Linked DNA regions of Homo sapiens: region 2 is linked to region 1. Evidence: read pairs that join two places in POLR2A ChIA-PET (ENCODE). Cell type or tissue: OCI-LY7. All regions are shown on one strand. Links, peaks and the distances in the headings refer to the core of each region. The heading gives the core; the rest is flanking DNA.

Region 1 (9,920 bases), core at 3,515-7,514:
CAGGCATGAGCCACCATGCCTGGCCAATCATTTTTAAACTTTGTACCAATCTGATGAGTGAAAAATGATATCTCAGTGTTGTTTTAATTTGCAGTTGCCTCATTACTTGTGAAGTTGAGCATCTTTTTCATGTTTACTGGCCACAAAAGCTCTAGCATTCCTAGATAAAAAAAACTTAGGGATGGCTATTTGGTTGGAAAGGTAGTTTAGGTCTTGTCTTAAAGTTGAGTTTATATGGCGGGGCACAGTGACTCACACCTGTAATCCCGGCACTTTGGGAGGCTGAAGCAGGCAGTCACTTGAGGTCAGGAGTTCAAGACGAGCCTGGACAACATGGTGAAACCCTGTCTCTACCAAAACTACAAAAATTAGCTGGGCATGGTGGTGTGTGCCTATAGTTCAGCTACTCAGGAGGCTGAGGCAGGAGGATCAGTTGAGCCTGGAAGGTGGAGGCTGTGGTGAGTCAAGATGGTGCCACTGCGCTCCAGCCTGGGCAACAGAGTGAGACTCTGTCTCAAAAAAAAAAAAAAGTTGAGCTTATATAAGACTGAGAAAATGTTAATTGTCCAGATCAAAGAGTGGGAGGAGAGTTTACTGCATTTTTAAAAGCATTTTTGAAGAGTCTAAATCTGTCTTCCACCCAAGCCATCCATTGGTCCCAGCTATGTTTTTTTTTTTTTTTGTTCTGTTTTGTTTTTTAAAAATTAGAGACGAGGTCTCACTTGTTGCCCAGGCTGTTCTCGAACTCCTGACCTCAAGTGACCCTCCCACCACAGCCTCCCAAAGTGCTAGGATTATAGGCGTCAACCACCACACCCAACTTCAAGAACTTTTTATTTATTATTATTTTTATTTTTTGAGGTAGTCTCACTCTGTCACCCAGCCTGGAGTGCAGTGGCATGATCTTGGCTCACTGCAACCTCCGCCTCCCTAGTTCAAGCAATTCTCCTGCCTCAGCCTCCTGAGTAGCTGGGATTACAGGTGCCCACCACCATGCCAGCTAATTTTTGTATTTTTAGTAGAGACAGGGTTTTGCCATGTTGCCCAGACTGGTATCAAACTCATGGCCTCAAGTGATCCACCTGCCTCGGCCGCCCAAAGTGCTGGGATTACAGGCGTGAACCACCTTGCCCGGCCAGGATCTTAAGAAGGACTTTTTCTTGTGTCATTTTGTTTTTCAGAATTCCCTTCTCCATGTTTGGACTCAAAGACTAAGGTGGTTATGAAGGGTCAAAATGTATCTATGTTTTGTTCCCATAAGAACAAATCACTGCAGATCACCTATTCATTGTTTCGACGTAAGACACACCTGGGAACCCAGGATGGAAAAGGTGAACCTGCGATTTTTAACCTAAGCATCACAGAAGCCCATGAATCAGGCCCCTACAAATGCAAAGCCCAAGTTACCAGCTGTTCAAAATACAGTCGTGACTTCAGCTTCACGATTGTCGGTAAGTAGAGTGCCTGTTCCTTGGAGCCCCTATAATTTATAGGGTGCTTTCTGGTTCTATGAGGGGCTCTCCATGATCCTTGTGAACACTTAAGAACCTGGAAAGTATGTTACTGCGAGCTTTATTCTTTTTTTATTTTTTATTTATTTTTAGACCTGGTCAACAGGAAGTATCTTTTAATTTTTTAATTTTTGAGATCTCTATTCTTTTTTTTTTTTTTGAAACAGAGTCTCACTCAGTTGCCCAGGCTGGAGTACAGTGGTGAAATCATGGTCCACTGCAAACTCCACCTCCTGGGTTCAAGGCATTCTCCTGCCTCAGCCTCCCAAGTAGCTGGGATTACAGGCACCCATCACCACGCCTGGCTAATTTTTGTATTTTTACTTGAGACGAGGTTTCACCATGTTGGTCAGGCTGGTCTCGAACTCCTGACCTCAGGTGATCCGCCTGCCTCAGCCTCCCAAAATGCTGGGATTACAGATGTAAGCCACCATGCCCAGTGAGTTCTCTATTCTTAATCATTCCGTTTCACCTTCTCTTTCAAAGACTTTCGACCATGTCAGATAATAGTCTTATATCTTTAGGCAAAAGTCTTATATCTCAACAATAATTGTGGAGGTCTTTTCTAGAAACTTTATTCTGTGATTCCCATTGTGTGGGCAAAAATCGCTTTTTTTTTTTTTTTTTTTTTCTGAAGCCTTGGGCCCCTTGGAGAGGGTCTTCAAAGCCTCACGCCTTTCCCACCGCTTCCTTAGTGTCAGGGGCCCCATCCGCTAGCACTCTTCCTGCCTAGCCACATCTCACTACTTCTGTGTTTTTCTGTCCCATTTTCCTACCCCAAGCCTGTTACTGCCTAGCATTAAGGGCCTCATCCGTGAAGGTGACCTTGATAATGGACTCCTGTGGGAGGAGAGAAGGCTTCTAGGTAACACATGTATGTTATACCTGGAGTCTTCAAAGCGTAGGGACCCTGACTTCCTGATAACTCTTGAGTGGTCCTCTATGTCTATGCTATCCAGTACGGTACTGTTTAAACTTATTTGTTTATTTTGTTTTATTTTATTTCTTTTTTTCTTTTTTTGAGATGGAGTCTCGCCCTGTCACCCAGGCTGGAGTGCAGTGGTGCGATCTCAGCTCACTTCAACCTCCGCCTTTCGAGTTCAAGCAATTCTCCCACCTCAGCCTCCCGAGTAGCTAGGATTACAGGCATGCACCACCATGCCCAGCTAATTTTTGTATTTTTAATAGAGATGGGGTTTCACCATGTTGACCAGGCTGGTCTTAACTCCTGACCTCAGGTGATCCACCCACCTCAGCCTCCCAAAGTGCTGGGATTACAGGCGTGTGCCACTGCTCCTGGCCAACGTTTATTTATTTAATAGCCTATGTCACCCAGGCTGGAGTGCAGAGGCTACTCACAGGCAATCAAAGCCCATTGCAGCCTCAAACTCCTGTTCTTAAGAGATCCTCCCACCTCAGCATCCTGAATAGCTTGGATTACAAGCACGTGCCATAATTAAAATCAAGTCAATTAAAATTAGATGAAATAAAAAATTTCCCTCCACAGTCTCAGTTACATTTCAAGGCTTTGATAGCCACACCTGTAGCTGGTGGCTGCCACATTGGACAACACAGATGTAGACCATTCCCATCATCACAGAAAGTTCTACTGGGTGACATTGCTGTAGCTCAGTGATTCTTAGCTTTTTAGGTTATAACTGTCTTAATAATCCAATGATAGCAATGAATATCTTCTCCAGAGAAATGCTCATAAAACTACGTATACAAATTTCTGCATAAGGTTTTAGAGAATGCTACGGACTCCAGGTTAGAACCAATTATCTTGGCCAGGTGCGCTGTCTCACAGGTGTAATCCCAGCACTTTGTGAGGCTGAGGCGGGAGGATCACCTGAGCCCAGGAGTTTGAGACCAGCCTGGGAACTATGTGGAGACTGTGTGTCTACAAAAAGTTAAAAAATATATATATGTAGCTGAGCGTGGTGGCGTGCCTATAGTGCCAACTACTCAGGAGGCTGAGTTGGGAGGATTGCCTCAGCCCAGGAGTTCAAGGCTGCAGTGAGCTGTGATTGCACCACTGCACTGCAGCCTGGGTGACAGAGAGAGACCCTGTCTCAAGAAAAAAAAAATCCCAATGATCTTTGGACATAAACTGAGTATATTCCTTGTGAAAGGAAAAGGAAGAAGGAGGGGGAAAATCCCTGCAAACATGGTACTGGAATACGATGGATATGTGAGGGCAGGAACACAGCTGATGGTATTCTCTAGTGGTCAGACTCCTGCTGCACTCAGCAATAAGCCCATCAGTTCATATGTTTTTTGTGCACGACCTTCCTGCAATTTGTTAGGGTAATTACACAGTCTGGTAATAAAACTATCTTGGTAGATTATAAAACTGTATCATCTTCAGTTAGGCCAGATCAATAGGCACTACGGAGTACCTACTCCATGCAAGCAATTGTACTACTGGGTTTTTAATGAGGCCTAAAACATAGTGTTGTCTCCAACCCAGTAAGGGTTGAAACTATGAGCCATAAACACAAATTCATTAATCACTGATTCACTCATCAAAAAAAAATTTTTTTTTTGAGATGGATCTTGCTCTGTCACTCAGGCTGGAGTGCAGTGGCACCATCTCGGCTCACTGCAAGCTCTGCCTCCCGGGTTCACACAATTCTCCTGCCTCAGCCTCCCGAGTAGGTGGGACTACAGGCGCCTGCCACCACGCCTGGCTAATTTTTTTTTTTTTGTATTTTTAGTAGAGACGGGGTTTCACCATGTTAGCCAGGATGGTCTCAATCTCCTGACCTCGTGATCTGCCCACCTCGGCCTCCCAAAGTGCTCACTCATCAAATGTTTAAAGAGAACACAGGGCCGGCTGCAGTGGCTCACGCCTGTAATCCCAGCACTTTGGGAGGTTGAGTGGGGGCAGATCACTTGAGGTCAGTAGTTCAAGACCAGTCTGGCCAACATGGTGAAACCCTGTCTGTACTAAAAATACAAAAATTAGCTAGGCATGGTGGTGGGCACCTGTAATCCCCAGCTACTTGGGAGGCTGAGGCAGGAGAATTGCTTGAACCTGGGAGGTAGAGGTTGCAATGAGCTGAGATCGTGGCACTGCACTCCAGGTTGGGTGACAGAGTGAGACTCCGTCTCAAAACAGAAAAGAAAGTAAATAAAAAAAAAATTGTTTTTAAGTGTGGACTCTTGAAGTCAGTCCCAACTCGGCCATTTACTAGCTGTGTGACCTTGGGCAAATTTCTCAATCTCTCTGAAGCACAGTTGGTTCATCTGTGGAATGGGCATGATACTATCCACACTACAAGACTGTCGTGAAGGTCAAATGAGATCATGTGACTGGCACGCCTGGCACATGATAGATACTTAACAGCTTTTCTTCCTTTCCTATAATACTGTCTTATTAATGCATTATATATATATATAATAAAATGTATAGCTGGGTTTTTCTGTTAGGTCATAGAATAGGCTATGATCTAACAGAGTGTAGCAGACCCATTTCCTGTTGAGAATTTCTCTTGAATCTAGTTAGCAGGGTTACTTCCTGCTCTTTGGAGGAAGTGAAAGATAATTGTGCAGCTGAGTTCTATAAATAAAAGTACAGTTGGAGAAAACGATATTTTTGGGGCTGGGCATGGTGGCTCACACCTGAAATCCCGGCACTTTGGGAGGCTGAGGTGGGAAAATCACTTGAAGCCAAGAGTTTGAGACCAGCCCGGGCAACATAGTGAGACTCTGTCTCTACAAAACATTTAAAAATTAGCCAGCAGTGTGCACCTGTAGTCCCAGCTACAGAGGCTGAGGCAGGAGGATCACTTGAGCCTGGGAGTTTGAGGTTACAGTGAGCTATAATTGTGCCACTTCACTCCAGCATGGTTGAAAGAGCAAAACCCTGTCTCTGAATAAATAAATACATTGAAAAGAAAATGATATTTTTGGATTAAAAAAACCCACTGTAAATTTACAAGGATTGAGAATAAAAGCACTTCTTGGGCCGGGTGTGGTGGCTCCTGCCTGTAACCACAGCACTTTGGGAATTCAAGGTGGGAGGATCACTTGAGGCCAGGAGTTCAAGACCAACCTGGCCAACATGGTAAGGCCCTATGTCTATAAAAAATAAACATAAAAAAGCACTTCTCAGCTTCATACTTAGAACTGGATCATTGACAAAATTATATTCATTATTAACAATAAATAGATTGTGAATTCTAGGAAGGGCAAGCTTGCACCCCAATTCCTCAAAGCAGAGAGATGCCCTCCACTCTCTGGCTTTCTCAGCACTCAGCTGAGAACCTCGGCTAACAACACACTGCACGGGGTTGGCCACATGCCCATTGGCCTTTCCCAGTGGGCCGTGAGCTTCTTGACTTCTCAGGAAGGGGGTCGTTCATCTTGGTTCCACAGCCTGGAGTGGAGTAAGGGTTCCACTCATATTTGTGGTCTGAGTGAGCACACCCAGTCTGTTTATCCTTTTCATGTTCACTTTCATTCTTCCAGACCCGGTGACTTCCCCAGTGCTGAACATTATGGTCATTCAAACAGAAACAGACCGACATATAACATTACATTGCCTCTCAGTCAATGGCTCGCTGCCCATCAATTACACTTTCTTTGAAAACCATGTTGCCATATCACCAGCTATTTCCAAGTATGACAGGGAGCCTGCTGAATTTAACTTAACCAAGAAGAATCCTGGAGAAGAGGAAGAGTATAGGTGTGAAGCTAAAAACAGATTGCCTAACTATGCAACATACAGTCACCCTGTCACCATGCCCTCAACAGGTAAGAGCAACCTGAGTTCTTTCAGCCAGGTCTGAACTCACTTCCAGAAACTGCAGCTGCTCCTCTGCCCACCCATTTCCCACCATGGCCACCTGACCTTCCAGGTCCTTCTGAAGGTGCATTTGTCAAGGTAGAAGGATAGAAGGAAAACTAGGTCGTGTGCAGTGGCTCACACCTGTAATCCCAGCACTTTGGAAGGTTGTGGCTGGCAGATCACTTGAAGGGTCTCTTTGGTAGAGTCCATGCAAACTCTCATGGGGTTGCTTTCTGCCATAAAGGAACCACAGAAAGGCCTAGAAACTGGAGCAGGAGGGGGACTTGTGGCAAAACTTTCTGCCCTGCCTTTCCAATTTGCATCTGTCTTAGAACTGCCAGGTCTTTTAGTTTTCTTTGTTTTTTCATCATTTGTATGTCTGCCTTTCTTTCTTTTCCTTCCTTCCTTCCTTCCTTCTTGTATGCCTGCCTTTCTTTCCCTTCCTTCCTTCCTTCCCTCCTTCCTTCCTTCCTTCTTTCCTTCCTTCCTTCCTTCTTTCTTTTCTTTTCTTTTTTTCAGAGTGTCACTCTGTTGCCCAGGCTGGAGTGCAGTGGTGTGATCTCAGCTCATTGCAACCTTTGCCTCCCAGGTTCTAGAGATTCTTGTGCCTCAGCCTCCTGAGTAGCTGGGACTACAGGCACCCGCCACCACGCTTGGCTAATTTTTGTATTTTCAGTAGAGACGGGTTTTCACCATGTTGGCCAGACTGGTCTCGAACTCCTGGCCCCAAGCGATCTGCCCACCTCGGCCTCCCAAAATGCTGGGATAACAGCTGTGAGCCACTGTGCCTGGCCATCTTGTACTGATTTCTAATACCATGCCCTCCTGCTTGGCTGTTTATTGCTCCACTGCTAATGATGATGGGTCCAGACTCCTGCACCACCCTTGGCTCAGGGCAAGAGAGGCCTCTGGCCAAGCCCTGTGTTTAGTGGGCTCTGGTCTGGTACCTCCAGGCTATGCACCTTCCCCTAGGCTGAGGGGTTCAGGGAGCCGTGGGGATGCAGCCACCTGAACCCTATACTCCCACTTTTCTGCTCCACACTCTAGGTACCTGGACCAAAATCCCCTGCCCAATCAGATCAGAAGCCATTTCCAGGGCCTGTACCAGTCTCTCCCCCAGCTCATCCTCCCGAGGGTGGCCCACAGTAAGGGTATGAGCATCCCTGAACCTGAGCCAAGGGAGCTGTTTATGGGGGGTGTGGATGGTGTTTGCACATGTGGGCTGGGGCGTCCACGTGCATGCAAGGCCCCTTAGGGTGCAGGTCAGAGCCCAGGTCGGGAGCGGGGCAGCCCGGGACTTCAGTGGGTTCTGTCCATGCTGCCACGTCCTGATGCCAAACTCTGGAAAGTCTGAGAATTCCAGATTCAAACCTGACCTTCCAGGTCCTTCTGAAGGTGCATTTGTCAAGGTAGGAGGATAGAAGGAAAACTAGGTCGTGTGCAGTGGCTCACACCTGTAATTCCAGCATTTTGGAAGGTTGTGGCTGGCAGATCACTTGAGCCCAGGAGTTTGAGACCAGCCTGGGTAACATGGCAAAACCCCTGTCTCTACAGAAAATAAAAAAATTAGCCGGGTGTGGTGGTGCATGCCTGTGGTCTCAGCTACTCAGAGGATGAGGTAGGAGGATTGCTTGAGCCTGAGAGGTCGAGGCTGCAGTGAGCTGTGATCATCGTGCCCTGCATTCCAGCCTGCGTAACAGAGCGAGACCCTGTCTCAAAGAAAAAAGAAAAAGAAAAAGAAAGAAAAGAAAAACTAGGTTAGCAAAGGCACAAGGCACACTTGGACATTGACCACTTCACCCAGCCAGGTCCTCAGAACAGAGCCCACGCCCTGGTATTCAGTGAGTGTGGTCTAACAAGTGAGGCAGCCTGCTGGAGTCAGGCACTTGGCTATGAGTCACAGCCCTTCCATTCACTGGCTGTGTGACCTTAGGAAAGTCATTTCACCTCCCTGAGCCTTACTCACCTCATCTATAAAATGGGAGTGATGCCAATGGGATAAATAAGGCAACACAGGTGAAGTGCCTAACACAGTGTCTGGCCTGCAGCTAAAACTCAACAACTGGCAGTTGTTTGGATGACACGAAACATGCTGCCAGGGCTCAGGGCCTTGCCCAGTAAACACCCAGGCTTTTCTGGTGCTCATGACCCCAGAAATGTTGCTGGTATTCGTCCTGTTAAATTCTGTGCTGCTTTTCTCTTCTTTGGGTGGCCCCTGTGGAAGATGTGCTTGGTCATGACTTTTTAAACTTTATTATTTTTATTTTATTTTATTTTATTTATTTATTTATTTATTTATTTATTTATTTATTTATTTATTTATTTATTTGAGATGGAGTCTCACTCACCCAGTCTGGAGTGCAATGGCACGATCTCGGCTCATTGCAACCTCCGCCTCCTGGGTTCAAGCGATTCTCATGCCTCAGCCTCCCAAGTAGCTGGAAATACAGGCACGCGCCACCAGGCCCAGCTAATTTTTATATTTTGGGTAGAGACAGGGTTTCACCATGTTGGCCAGGCTGGTCTCAAACTCCTGACCTCAGGTGATCTACCTGCCTTGGCCTCCCAGAGTGCTAGGATTACAGGTGTAAGCCACTGAGCTCAACCTATTTTTGTTTATTTATTAACTTATTTATAGAGACAGGGTCTGGTTCTGTCCCTCAGGCTGGAGTGCAGTGGCACAATCATAGCTCACTGCAGTCTCCACCTCCCGGGCTCAAGCGATCACCCTGCCTCAGCCTCCTGAGTAGCTGGGATCATAGGCACATGCCATCACACCTGGCTAATTTTTATTTATTTATTTATTTTGTAGAAACAGGGCCTCACTATGTTGCCCAGGCCGGTCTCAAACTCCTGGCCTCAGGCAATCCTCCCACCTTGATCTCCGAAAGTGCTGGGATTACAGGTGTGAGCCACCACGCCCAGTCAAGAACTTTATTGACTAATAAGTCCCGTGAGTTTTAGATGTCATGACCATTTGGGAACCTGGGTGCATAGTACATTGGTTAACTTGGGAGACATCACCTTTTCTAAAACACTTACTGGCTTAATGTCATTGGAAAAGAAAATGCTATGGTCACCAATGGATGCGGTCTTCTTCCAGGCGGAGACAGCTGTCCTTTCTGTCTGAAGCTACTACTTCCAGGGTTATTACTGTTGCTGGTGGTGATAATCCTAATTCTGGCTTTTTGGGTACTGCCCAAATACAAAACAAGTAAGTTCTTTTAGTCGCTTTACCACCCGTTTTCCCGTGGGCTTGGGATACAGACAGCAGGACAGAGGGTGAGGAGAAAGAGAAAAGGGGATTGGAAATAGAATAGGGAGAAAATGAAAATAGGAGGAAAACATGAGAAAGGGGGGCGGGAATGGAATAGACTTCCTGAACGGTTCATGCAGAGGGTAATTCTTTCTCCAGGGAAAGCCTTTTCTGTTTGAGGGCAAGCAGAGCTGGCTTCACAGACGTACAGCCTGTGCTGTCACACAGGGCCCTGTGCCAAGAAGAACTCCACATTTGGTATTTGTTTATTTATTTATTTATTTATTTTTGAGACAGAGTTTTGCTCTTGTTCCCCAGGCTGGAGTGCAGTGGTACGATCTCGGCTCACTGCAGCTTCCGC
Region 2 (11,117 bases), core at 3,660-7,659, 180 kb after region 1:
AGTGGGCAAAGGCTGGGTTAGTGCATAAATGAAAGGTGAAGGTCATGTGTAGTGGCTCATGCTGTAATCCCAGCACTCTGGGAGGCCAACGCAGGAGGATCACTTGAGTCCAGGAGTGCAAGACCAGCCTGGGCAACATGGCAAGACCCCATCTCTACAAAAAATTTACAAATTAGCCGGGTGTGGTGGCGTGTGCCTGTAGTCCCAGCTACTCAGGTCAAAAAAAGGGAGAGAGGGACGGGGGTGAGGTGGGGTGGAGAGGGAGGGAGGAATGGAGGTGGGGGGGAGAGAGGGGGGGGGGGAGAGAGAGAGAGAGAGAGAGAGAGAGAGAGAGAGAGAGAGAGAGACAGAGAGAGAGAGACAGAGAGATGAAAACAAGGATACACATCACAAGAGCAGACTACTCTTTGTAAAGGTCAGACCTAAAATGAAGAAATGCAGGGGTTGAAGGAAATGGGCTAAGAAAGGACTTTAAAGATGAGAGACACATGTGGATATTTAAATTCTGAAAGAAGATAAAAAGAGTACTTAATAGGACAAAGTTCCAGAGTCCAGAGAGGAGAATTAACTAACCTTCACAGGTGAGGAACACACCTTGACTGGTCATCTTTGAAAACCAGCCCAGCTCCTAAAATCTCCTCTCTCAGAACATAAAATGCACTTAAACACCCCCTCCCAAAAAACAAAACACCATGAAACAAACAAAAAACAGAAATTTGACATGACCCTAATTCCACCTCTGCCCTCATTTTCACACTTTTTATTGGATGTAAGAAATATTTACACAATAATTAATATGCATTGAGCATTTACTACTTCTCAGACATGGTGCTTATGCACGTTATATGGATTAGCTCATTAAACACCAGACAGGATCAGCAACATGGGGTCAGCAAAACTGCACTTTGCTATCATATCTGCCTCTCAACATCTATTAACCACCCACCACCCTAGTATTATTCTAAGACTCTCTTTTTTTGCGGGGGGGGGGGGGGGGGGGTGGACAGAGGCACACTCGCCCACGCTGAGTACAATGTTGCGATCTCGGCTCACTGCCAACCTCTGCCTCCCGGGTTCAAGCAATTCTCCTGCCTCAGCCTCCCAAGTAGCTGGGATTACAATCGCTCACTACCACACCCAGCTAATTTTTGTATTTTTAGTAGAGACGGGGTTTCACTATGTTGACCAGGCTGGTCTCAAACTCCTGACCTCAAATGATCTGCCCACCTCGACCTCCCAAAGTGCTGGGATTACAGGCATAAGCCACCACCTCTTTTTAAAAAGGGGTGGGTGGGAGGAAGCAAAGCTAAATTTTAATCTCCAGAAATTTTGACTTGCCACATCAATCACAAATTTATACATTAGCTCAGATGTCCGGAGCTAGACTGGCCAAAGTGTCGTGCAATCCACACCACATGGTTAATAACTGACCATGCCCCTACACACTCCTAACATCAACCCTCCCAGGAAATGTGTGTCTATTAAACCAAATCCATTTCCAATTGACTTATACTCAGGGCAGCTGTGGGAAAGAGAGATGGGCAGGAAACAAACAAACAAAAACTTCTCTTAATTCAAAACACATAGTCAGCCTATTTGACCTAAAACCTGGTCTTAAGGAAGTTACAAATGCTTCCTATATTCTCTTTTCAGCTGAAGGGGAAAATGAGACAAGTCTTGGGGAAAAAAACTGTTCAAAGGCCTCCAGACTTCTGTCAAGAGACCTAAACAATTTAGGAAGACAGTGTAACACAGAGCTTAGAGACAGGAATAAAACACATCTGGTTTCAAATTCCAGCTTCCCACGCTTAAGAGAAGGGCTGTGAGCCCTTGGACAAATGACTTAACCTCTCTGAGATCAGTGTTTTCTGATGACAATATGATAGTATTTGTACTCGCCTACTTCAGAGTATTATTTTGAGGATTAAGTGAGATGACTTAGGTAAAGAGTTTCTTAAAACTTTGCAAATAGGGATACACAGTATTTATTGTTATAACAGAAGGTAGAGGCTGCATGTGGTGGCTCAAGTCTGTAATCTCAGCACTTTGGGAGGCCAAGGCAGGGAGATAGCTTGAGCCCAGAAGTTCGAGGCCAGCCTGGGCAACCTGAGGAGACCCTGTCTCTATAAAAACACAAAAATTAGCCAGGCGTGGTGGCACGCACCTATAGTCCCAGCTACTTGGGAGGCTGAAGTGGGAGGATGGCTTGAGCCCAGGAGGCCGAGGCTGCAGTGAGCCATGATCATATCACTGTACTCCATCCTGGGTGACAAAGCAAGACCCTGTTTCAAAAACAAAACAAAACAAAAAAACAGATCTCTACCTATAGATTCTTCTATATCCAGGTACTGGGAGTCAATCAGGGTCCCTCAAAATCAAATAGAGGAAAGAACAACTTCAAAGAGAAAGCAGAGTATAAAAACAGAGAAAGAACACTCCCTTTCCACTTAAACCCTCCATACCCACACCGGTATCATTCCATCCCAGGTGAAAATGTTTATTAGCTGGGTAAAAATAAATACATAAATCCCTTTACCATATATTTACAATACAATATAGTAAGAATAACCATTAAATATGTCATATTCACTTTGTTGCAAGTTTAAATTCCAGGATTCAACTAGCATCATTGGTTTGTTTTTCACATAACATGAATTATCTTACAACTTCAGTTGATTAGAGGCATTAGAGAATCAGTAATAATTCTGGTCCCTACAATTCTGAGCCTTCAATAATATGCTGAAAACACCAAACAACTTTCAATTCTAAACTTTAGAGGTAACTTATAAACACAGGCAACTACCAAGAGATTAGCCCCCCACCCCCCAAAAAAATGTTGTGAAGAGTTTTATACTCTCCATACAAAGTTACTGTAAAAACATAAAATTTATATAGGCTGAGTGTGGTGGCTCATGCCTGTCATCCCAACACTTTAGGAGGCCGAGGTGGGCAGATCACCTGAGGTCAGGAGCTTGAGACCAGCATGGCCAACATGGCGAAACTGTCTCTACTAAAATACAAAAATTAGCCAGGTGTGGTGGTGCGCGCCTGTAATCCCAGCTACTTGGGAGGCTGAGGCACAAAAATAGCTTGAACCCAGAAGCTGGAGGTTGCAGTGAGCCGAGATCCCACCACTGCACTCCAGCCTGGGCGACAGTGAGACTGTTTCAAAACAAAAAACAAAAACAAAAAGAGAATAACTGGCTGCTAGCATTCTTGGAGCTAAGTAATACAAGGGGGCTGGGAGTTTCACCATTTAAAGATGTGGCAAATCCCCTCATTTTCAGCTGGGCATTTCTTTACCACCTTCCACAGCACCAGGTATTCCTGGGTCTATAGGCAGTCTGGCTTTCTCCACAAGATAAATCTTTGACTTTTTTGTGAGGTTGGGTAAGAACACTCATCTGCTTGCCTAGGATGAGGCATGTATAGAACTTTCCACTGACTTTAAACCATTTCCTGCTTTCAGCTTCACATCTTGCTTGCACCCTCAGAGATACCTGGCACCTTCAATTCCTGAGTCTTCCTAGAGATAGGTGATATGAACTGGCTAGAATCATGCAAGGAATTGGTATCCGCCTCTGTAGATATTTTATATTCCACTTTCTCAGCTAATTAATCTACTCCAACCACCTTCCATTTCCCTGAAGTTTTTTTATACCACTTATTTACTGTCTCCTGTTCTTTCTGCTCTTGCAGATTTATGCTGTTTTCATTCTCTTACTCACTGTGAATGGGGCTTGGGGACAGAGCAGAAATAAACATATTTGTTCAATTCAAGCTTAAAAAGAAGACACAGTCCTTGAATGATTTTTATCTGATGCTAATACATATCCTGGGTGCATTCAGATTTCATGAAGCCTGGAGTTTACAGAGTTTGGAGGCTCCATTTTAAGAGCACAGAATTGGGTATTGACAGCCAATATTCAATTTAGAATGAGAAAATAAATCATAAATTTTAACAAACTGGCAAAAGCCACAAACATCATAACCTAATAATAATAATAATAATATTTGTTATGACAAGTTTTTTTCCCATTTGTTTCCAGATAAAAGTCACATAAGGCCAGGCATGGTGGCTCACACCTGTAATCTCAGCACTTTGGGAGGCCAGGGTGAGTGGATCGCTTGAGGCCAGAAGTTCATGACCAGCCTGGCCAACATGGTGAAATTCCATCTCTATTAAAAATACAAAAATTAGCTGGGCGTGGTGGTGCACAGCTGTAATCCCAGGTACTTGGGAGGCTGAGGCACGAGAATTGCTTGAACCAGGGAGGTGGAGGTTGCGGTGAGCCGAGATCACACCACTGCACTCTGGCCTGGGCGACAGAGCGAGACTAGGTCTCAAAATAAATAAATAAATAATAAAAGTCACATAACATGAAAATCACCAAGTTAAACTGTATAATTCAATAATTTTTAGCATAGTCACAGTGCTGTACAACCATCACCAATATCTAATTCCAGAACATTTCCATCACCCCAAAACAACCCCCATACTACCTGTTAGCAGTCACTCCCCATCTTCCCTCCCCCATCCCCTAGCAACCTGAAAATCTACCTTCTGTCTATGGATTTGCCAAGTGGAATTAAACAATATGGCTTTTTGTGTCTGGCTTCTTTCAATCAACCTAATTTTTTGAGCTCATCCATACTATAGCATACATCATCAGCACTTTATTCCCTTTTATGGCTGAATAATATTCCATTGTATAGATATGCCATATTTTGTTTATCCATTCAGTTGACAGACATCTGAGTTGTTTCCACCCAACTATTTTGGCTGTTATGAATAATGCTACTATGCACAAGATTTTGTGTGAACATATGTTTTCAGTTCTCTTATGTATGTACCTAGGAATGGAATTGCTGAGTCATGTAGTAACTATGTTTAATTTTTCTGAAAAACTGCCACAAACTGTTTAGCAGAGTGGTTGAACTACTTTACATTCCCACCAACAATGTATGAGGGTTCCAATTTCTCCACATCTTTGCTAACATTTGTTATTTTCCCATTATTATAGCCCTTCTAGTGGTCGTGAAGTAGTATCCCATTGTGGTTTTCATTTTCATTTCCCTAATGATTCATGATATTGGGCATCTTTTCATGTGCTTTTTGGCCACTGATATATCTTCTCTGGAGAACTGTCTATTCAAACCCTTTGCCCTTTTTTTTGAAATGTGGTCTCACTATGCTGCCCAGGCTGTTCTCAGGGGATCCTCCCACCTCAGCCTCTCAAGTAGCTGAGACTATAGGCATGTGCCAACACATCTGGCTAGCTGCCCATTTTTTAACTGGATTGTTTGTCCTTTTATTGTTGAGTTTTAAGAGTTCCTTAAGGCCGGGTGCGGTGGCTCACACCTGTAATCCCAGCACTTTGGGAGGCTGAGGTTGGTGGATCACCTGAGATCAGGAGTTCAAGACCAGCCTGGCCAACATGGCAAAACTCCATCTCTACTAAAAATATAAACATTAGCTGGACGTGGTGGCACACACCTGTAATCCCGGCTACGCGGGAGGCTGAGGCAGGAGAATCGCTTGAACCCAGGAGGTGGAGGTTGAGTGAGACGAGATTGCATGCCACTGCACTCAGCCTGGACATCAGGGCCAGACTCTGCCTCAAAAAAAAAAAAAAAAAAAAAAAAAAATTAGCTGGGCATGGTGGTGTGCACCTGTAGTCCCAGCTACTCAGGAGGCTGAGGCAGAAGAATCACTTGAACCCAGGAGGTGGAGGTTGCAGTGAGCTAAGATCATGCTGCTGCACTCCTGCCTAGGCGACAGAGCAAGACTCCGCCTCAAAAAAAGAAAAAAAAAAAAAGAGTTCTTTATATATTCTGTATACTAGACCCTTATCAGGTATAATTTATAAATATTTTCTCTCATTCTATGAGTTATCTTTTAGCTTTCTTATTAGTGTCCTTTTGGACACAAACGTTTTTAATTTTGATAGAGTCTAGGCTGGGTGCAGTGGCTAATACCTGTAATCCTGTCACTTTGGCAGGCCGAGACAAGAGGATCTCTTGAGCCCAGGAGTTCGAGACCAGTCTGGGCAACAGAGTGAGACCTCATCTTTACAAAAATAAATAAATAAGATTTTTGTTTAAATTGACAGAATCCAATCCAAAGTCTTGTGTTTCTATCTAAGAGATTTTTTTTTTTTTTTGAGACACAGTCTTGCTCTGTCACCCAGGCTGGAGTGCAGTGGCACGGTCTCGGCTCACTACAATCTCCGCCTCCCAGGTTCAAGCGATTCTCTTGCCTCAGCCTCCCAAGTAAGTGAGATTACAGGTGCCTGCCACCATTCCTGGCTAATTTTTGTATTTTTAGTAGAGACGGGGTTTCATCATGTTGGCCAGACTGGTCCCGAACTCCTGGCCTCAAACAACCACTCGTCTCGACCTCCCAAAGTGCCAGGATTACAGGTGTGAGCCACCACACCCAGCCATCCATCTAAGAGTCTTATGGCTTGCATTGTTACATTTAGTCTTTAATCCACTTTGAGTTAATTTTTATATATGGCATGAGGTAGAGGTTCAACTTCATTCTTTTGCATGTGGAAATCCAGTTGGTCCAACACATTATTATTATTATTATTTTCTTGAGACGGAGTCTCATTCTGTTGCCCAGGCTGGAGTGTAATAGTGCGATCTTGGCTCACTGTAACTGCTGCCTCCCAGGTTCAGGCGATTCTCCCACCTCTGCCTCCCCAGTAGCTGAGACTACAGTCGTGTGCCACCATGCCTGGCTAATTTTTGTATTTTTAGTAGAGACAGGGTTTCACCATGTGGACCGTGCTGGTCTCAAACTACTGACTTCAAATGATCCACCCACCTTGGCCTTCCAAAGTGCTGGGATTACAGGTGTGAGCCACAGAACCCGGTCCCAATGCCATTTTTTAAAAAGACTAATCTTTCCCCATTGAATGGTTTTGGCGCCCTAGTCAAAAAAAAAAAAAAAAAAAATCAACTGACCACAAATGTATAATTTTCTTTCTGGACTTTCTATTCTATTCCATTGATCTATATCTCAATCCTTACACCAGTACCACACTTTCCCATGAGTTTTTTTTTTTTCCTTTTTCTTTTTTTTTTTTTTTTTTTTGACAGAGTCTCACTCTGTTGCCCAGGCTGGAGTGCAGTGGCACGATCTTGGCGGCTCACTGCAACCTCCACCTCCTGGGTTCAAGTGATTCTCCTACCTCAGCCTCCCAAGTAGCTAGGATTACAGGCATGTGCCACCAAGCCCGACTAATTTTTGTATTTCTAATAGAGATGGGGTTTCACCATGGTGGCCAGGCTGGTCTTGAACTCCTGACCTCAAGTGATCCACTCACCTCAGTTTCTCAAAGTGCTGGGATTACAGGCATGAGCCACTGCGCCTGACCAATTTTTGTATTTTTATTAGAGACAGTGTTTCGTCATGTTGGGCAGGCTGGTCTCAAACTCCTGACCTCAAGTGATCTGCCTGCCTCAGCCTCCCAAAGTGCTGGGATTACAGGCGTAAGCCACCACGCTCAGCCTGTTGTTATTGATGGCTTAGAAAAGTTTTCTTTTAGCACAGGAACATCATCAATAAATAATGTTATATCAACTTTTAGGACTATGGTCAAACCTGGGAAAATTCTTAACAAGTCTCTTTCATTAAAGCTACAAAATCTTAAAGAATTTTCCCCAGACTGGCTTTTGACATCAAACCTTGTTTTTCCTCTACTAACCACACACTTTGGGTGCCAGATGCCATAGGACACATTCATATTGCTAGACAACCTCTAGCTATGCACGTTTATGTCACAATGCCCCATGAGTTAGCACAACAGACATAGAGTATTCCTAGAAACCATTCCCATACTGGGATGGCTAGTAATACCTTGACTATACACAAAGAGGCTATGAACCATGTAAACATATCCTGCTAAAATCCAACTAAATATCTCTCCAAGTCAATTTCCCCATAGCCAGACCCCAAAAGTGCCCACAGCCATTCCAATGCCACCCAACATAAGGAAGAGTGTAACAAAGGGGAAGTCAGGTAAAAAGACGGCAATTTTAGCTGACTGTGGTTTAGATAACTTACATTTGCAAATTCTTCAAAGATATGTGACCACATACTGGCAATGTTCTGTTTCTTGATCTGGATGCTAGTTATATATGTGTGTTCAGTTTGTGAAAAATCTTAAACTACACACTTATAATATTTATGAATTTTCTCATTCATATATTATATACCAATAAAACTTTTTAAAAATTAACCAAGTGAACACATTGCTAGGGTCCCTCCCAGACCCTCAGATTGGGTCTTGAAAATTAAGCTTCAGGCTGGGCGTGGTGAGTCACACCTGTAATCCCAGCACTTTGGGAGGCTGAGGTGAGTGGATCACTTGAGGTCAGGAGTTCCAGACCGGCCTGACCAACATGGGAAAACCCTGTCTCTACTAAAAATACAAAAATTAGCCAAGCCTGGTGGTGCACATCTGTAATCCCAGCTACTTGGGAGGCTGAGGCAGGAGAATCACTTGAACCCGGGAGGCGGAGGTTGCAGTAAATTGAGATCGCACCACTGCACTCCAGTCTGGGCGACAGAGCGAGACTCTGACTCAAAAAAAAAAGAAAATTAAGGTTCATTAGTTTCAAAGAGATAATAGCAACTGGATATCATAAGATGTGGTGTCTAATACCAGCTATACCATGAATTACCCATGGGACTTGGAGAAGACACATATGCCTCCCTAAGCAATTTTCTCACCTAAAATGGGGAAGTTTAAGTCAGACTATAAACTCTAAGACTTCTTTCCAGTAGTCACTCAAGAAATACTTCCCAAGTACCCGTTACTGTTTGGCATCACATTAGGTAAATGAAACACACACACAATCCCTGCCCTGTGGGTGCTCCCCATCTAATAGGGATTAAAAAACAATGAGCAGCATTAGGTAAAAACTAATCGGAATAAATATGGATTTTAGTTAATAAAAGTGTACCAATATTGGTTCATTAATTATAACAAATATACCATACTAATGTAAGATTAGTTTAGTTAATAGGGAAAACTGGTTATGGAAATACAGGAATTCTATACTATCTTCAGATTTACAGATCTTTAGATTTACAGATTTTTCTTATCTTTAGACTTACAGGTTTTTCTATACATCTAAAAGTATTCTAAAATCAAAAGTTTATTTTTAAAAAGACAGTAAACAGGTAAATAAATGAATATTAAAAGAAATTGTGTTCAGTTCTCAGAAGTTAACAGGATATTATGGAGGTAGCATAATGAGAGTAGAGACTACTTTAGACAGACTACTTAGGAACTCTTTGAGATAATACAACTGACACAGAAAAATAAGAAGAAACAAGAGAAAGAAAATTCCTTCAAAAGAAAGAATATATACAAAGACTCTGAGGTGGAAGAGATTGGCCTTTTCAAGAAATTAAAAGAAAATCCACGTGACTAAAGCATAATGAGCAAAGGAAAGCCCAGTCAACAGGGGCAGATTATATAAGGTCTTGGATAAATAGTGTCTATTTCATTCAAAGTATAATGGAAAGACACTGGAGGGTTAAAGCAAGGAAGTAAAATCATCCAATTTACTTTTTTCTTTTTTAATTCATGAAGCTATACTGTGGAGAATGGATTATAGACGGGTTAAAGAAAAACAATGAGGCCGGGCACAGTGGCTCACACCTATAATCCCAGCACTTTGGGAGGCCAAGGCAGGCAGATCACGAGGTCAGGAGACCAAGACCATCCTGGCCAACATGGTGAAACCCCGTCTGTACTAAAAATACAAAAATTAGCTGGGCATGGTGGCGGGTGCCTGTGATCCCAGCTACTCAGAAGGCTGAGGCAGGAGAATCATCTGAACCAGGGAGTCGGAGATTGCAGTAAGCCGAGATCATGCCACAGCACTCCAGCTTGGCAACAGAGTGAGACTCCATCTCAAAAAAAAAAAAAGAAAAAAGAAAAAAAAGAAAAACAATGCAGACCCTATAGGGAAGCACTAACATCATTTTATTCTTAACCCTGAATTATAATATTTTTTCAATACAAAAATCATTCCAAAAAAAAACATTTCAGAGAATTAAAGAATTAAATTCACATATTCATATAAATTATTTTATTCAGATAGTATCTGCTTTTTTACCAATCTGCTTCTCTATGACCTTTATAATCCTTTATCAAAATAATTTATGGATTTTATACTTTAATAAGCTATCATAACTCTTCTAGAAGCTGCTGAAAATTTTTATGCCATTTGTTAAGTGCTCTGTAATAAAATTCCTGGAAATTCAAAGGTAGAACATAAAATAAATTATAAAAGCTGAAAATTTTTATCTATTAGATTAATATATCAAAGAATAAATAGTCCAACCCCCCAAAAAAAACAAAAAGTAGCAGCACCTGCTGCCACTGCCACCACCTGTGACAATTTTTTAAATGGCTGCAAATTCTTTGAAACTTCTTCTATCAAGATATGGGAGTTCATGTTCCCTCTCCTTGAATCTAGAATAGCCTGTAACTAACTTGTTTTGTAACCAATAGAATGCAGGTAGGACCTCCTAGGCTAAGTCAGAAAAGGAGATGTAACTTTCACTTTGTTCCTTGGACAATTCCTGCTGGTGCCCTGAGTCAGTCATGTTAGCAGTGTAGCTGCCGTAAAGCTGCCATAAACCAGCCCATGTAGACAGACCACATGGAGGCTCTGACATGACCTGAAGTGAGAGATATGCCCAGCCACCCCCCAGCAATTCCAGTTCCAGCCACCATCTGAATAAACACACAATAGACTCTGGGCCAAAATGACCCAATTAAGCCCCTTGCCAAATCCCTGACCCACAGAAACCATGAGATGATAAAACTATTAGTCTCACTCCAGCTGGAATGCAATGGCACAATCTCGGCTCACTGCAACCTCCACCTCCTGGATTCAAGCAATTCTCCTGCCTCAGCCTCCCGAGTAGCTGGAATTACAGGTGCATGCCGCCATGCCTGCCTAATTTTTTGTATTTTAGTAGAAACAGGGTTTCACCATGTTGCACAGGCTGGTCTCAAACTCCTGAGCTCAGGCAATCTGCCCGACTCAGCCTCCCGAAGTGCTGGGATTACAGGCGTGAGCCATCA

The links. Peaks named below come from ENCODE experiments on the same cell type or tissue, not always from the same donor. Only the 100,000 strongest peaks of a DNase experiment are listed, where the experiment ranks them.
Region 2: POLR2A ChIA-PET joins it to region 1 with 6 read pairs; 2 of 35 experiments call an interaction of 5 or more read pairs at or near these places.

The regions. Positions count from the first base shown.
Region 1 is chr17:64,451,416-64,461,335 of GRCh38, forward strand. MILR1 (mast cell immunoglobulin like receptor 1) reads left to right here. Exons shown (of 10, transcript NM_001085423.2): 3 at 1,182-1,451; 4 at 5,985-6,269; 5 at 9,407-9,517. Among named protein-coding and RNA genes, the nearest start is that of MILR1, 7.3 kb to the left of the region's middle. RefSeq lists an enhancer at 5,931-5,990. In OCI-LY7, for the core only: no CTCF peak of the experiment used is centred there; a DNase peak (open chromatin) is centred at 5,026; H3K4me3 peaks cover 1,465 bases; H3K27ac peaks cover 3,072 bases.
Region 2 is chr17:64,630,981-64,642,097 of GRCh38, forward strand. The region is part of intron 1 of SMURF2 (SMAD specific E3 ubiquitin protein ligase 2); the gene reads right to left. Among named protein-coding and RNA genes, the nearest start is that of SMURF2, 26 kb to the right of the region's middle. In OCI-LY7, for the core only: no CTCF peak of the experiment used is centred there; no DNase peak of the experiment used is centred there.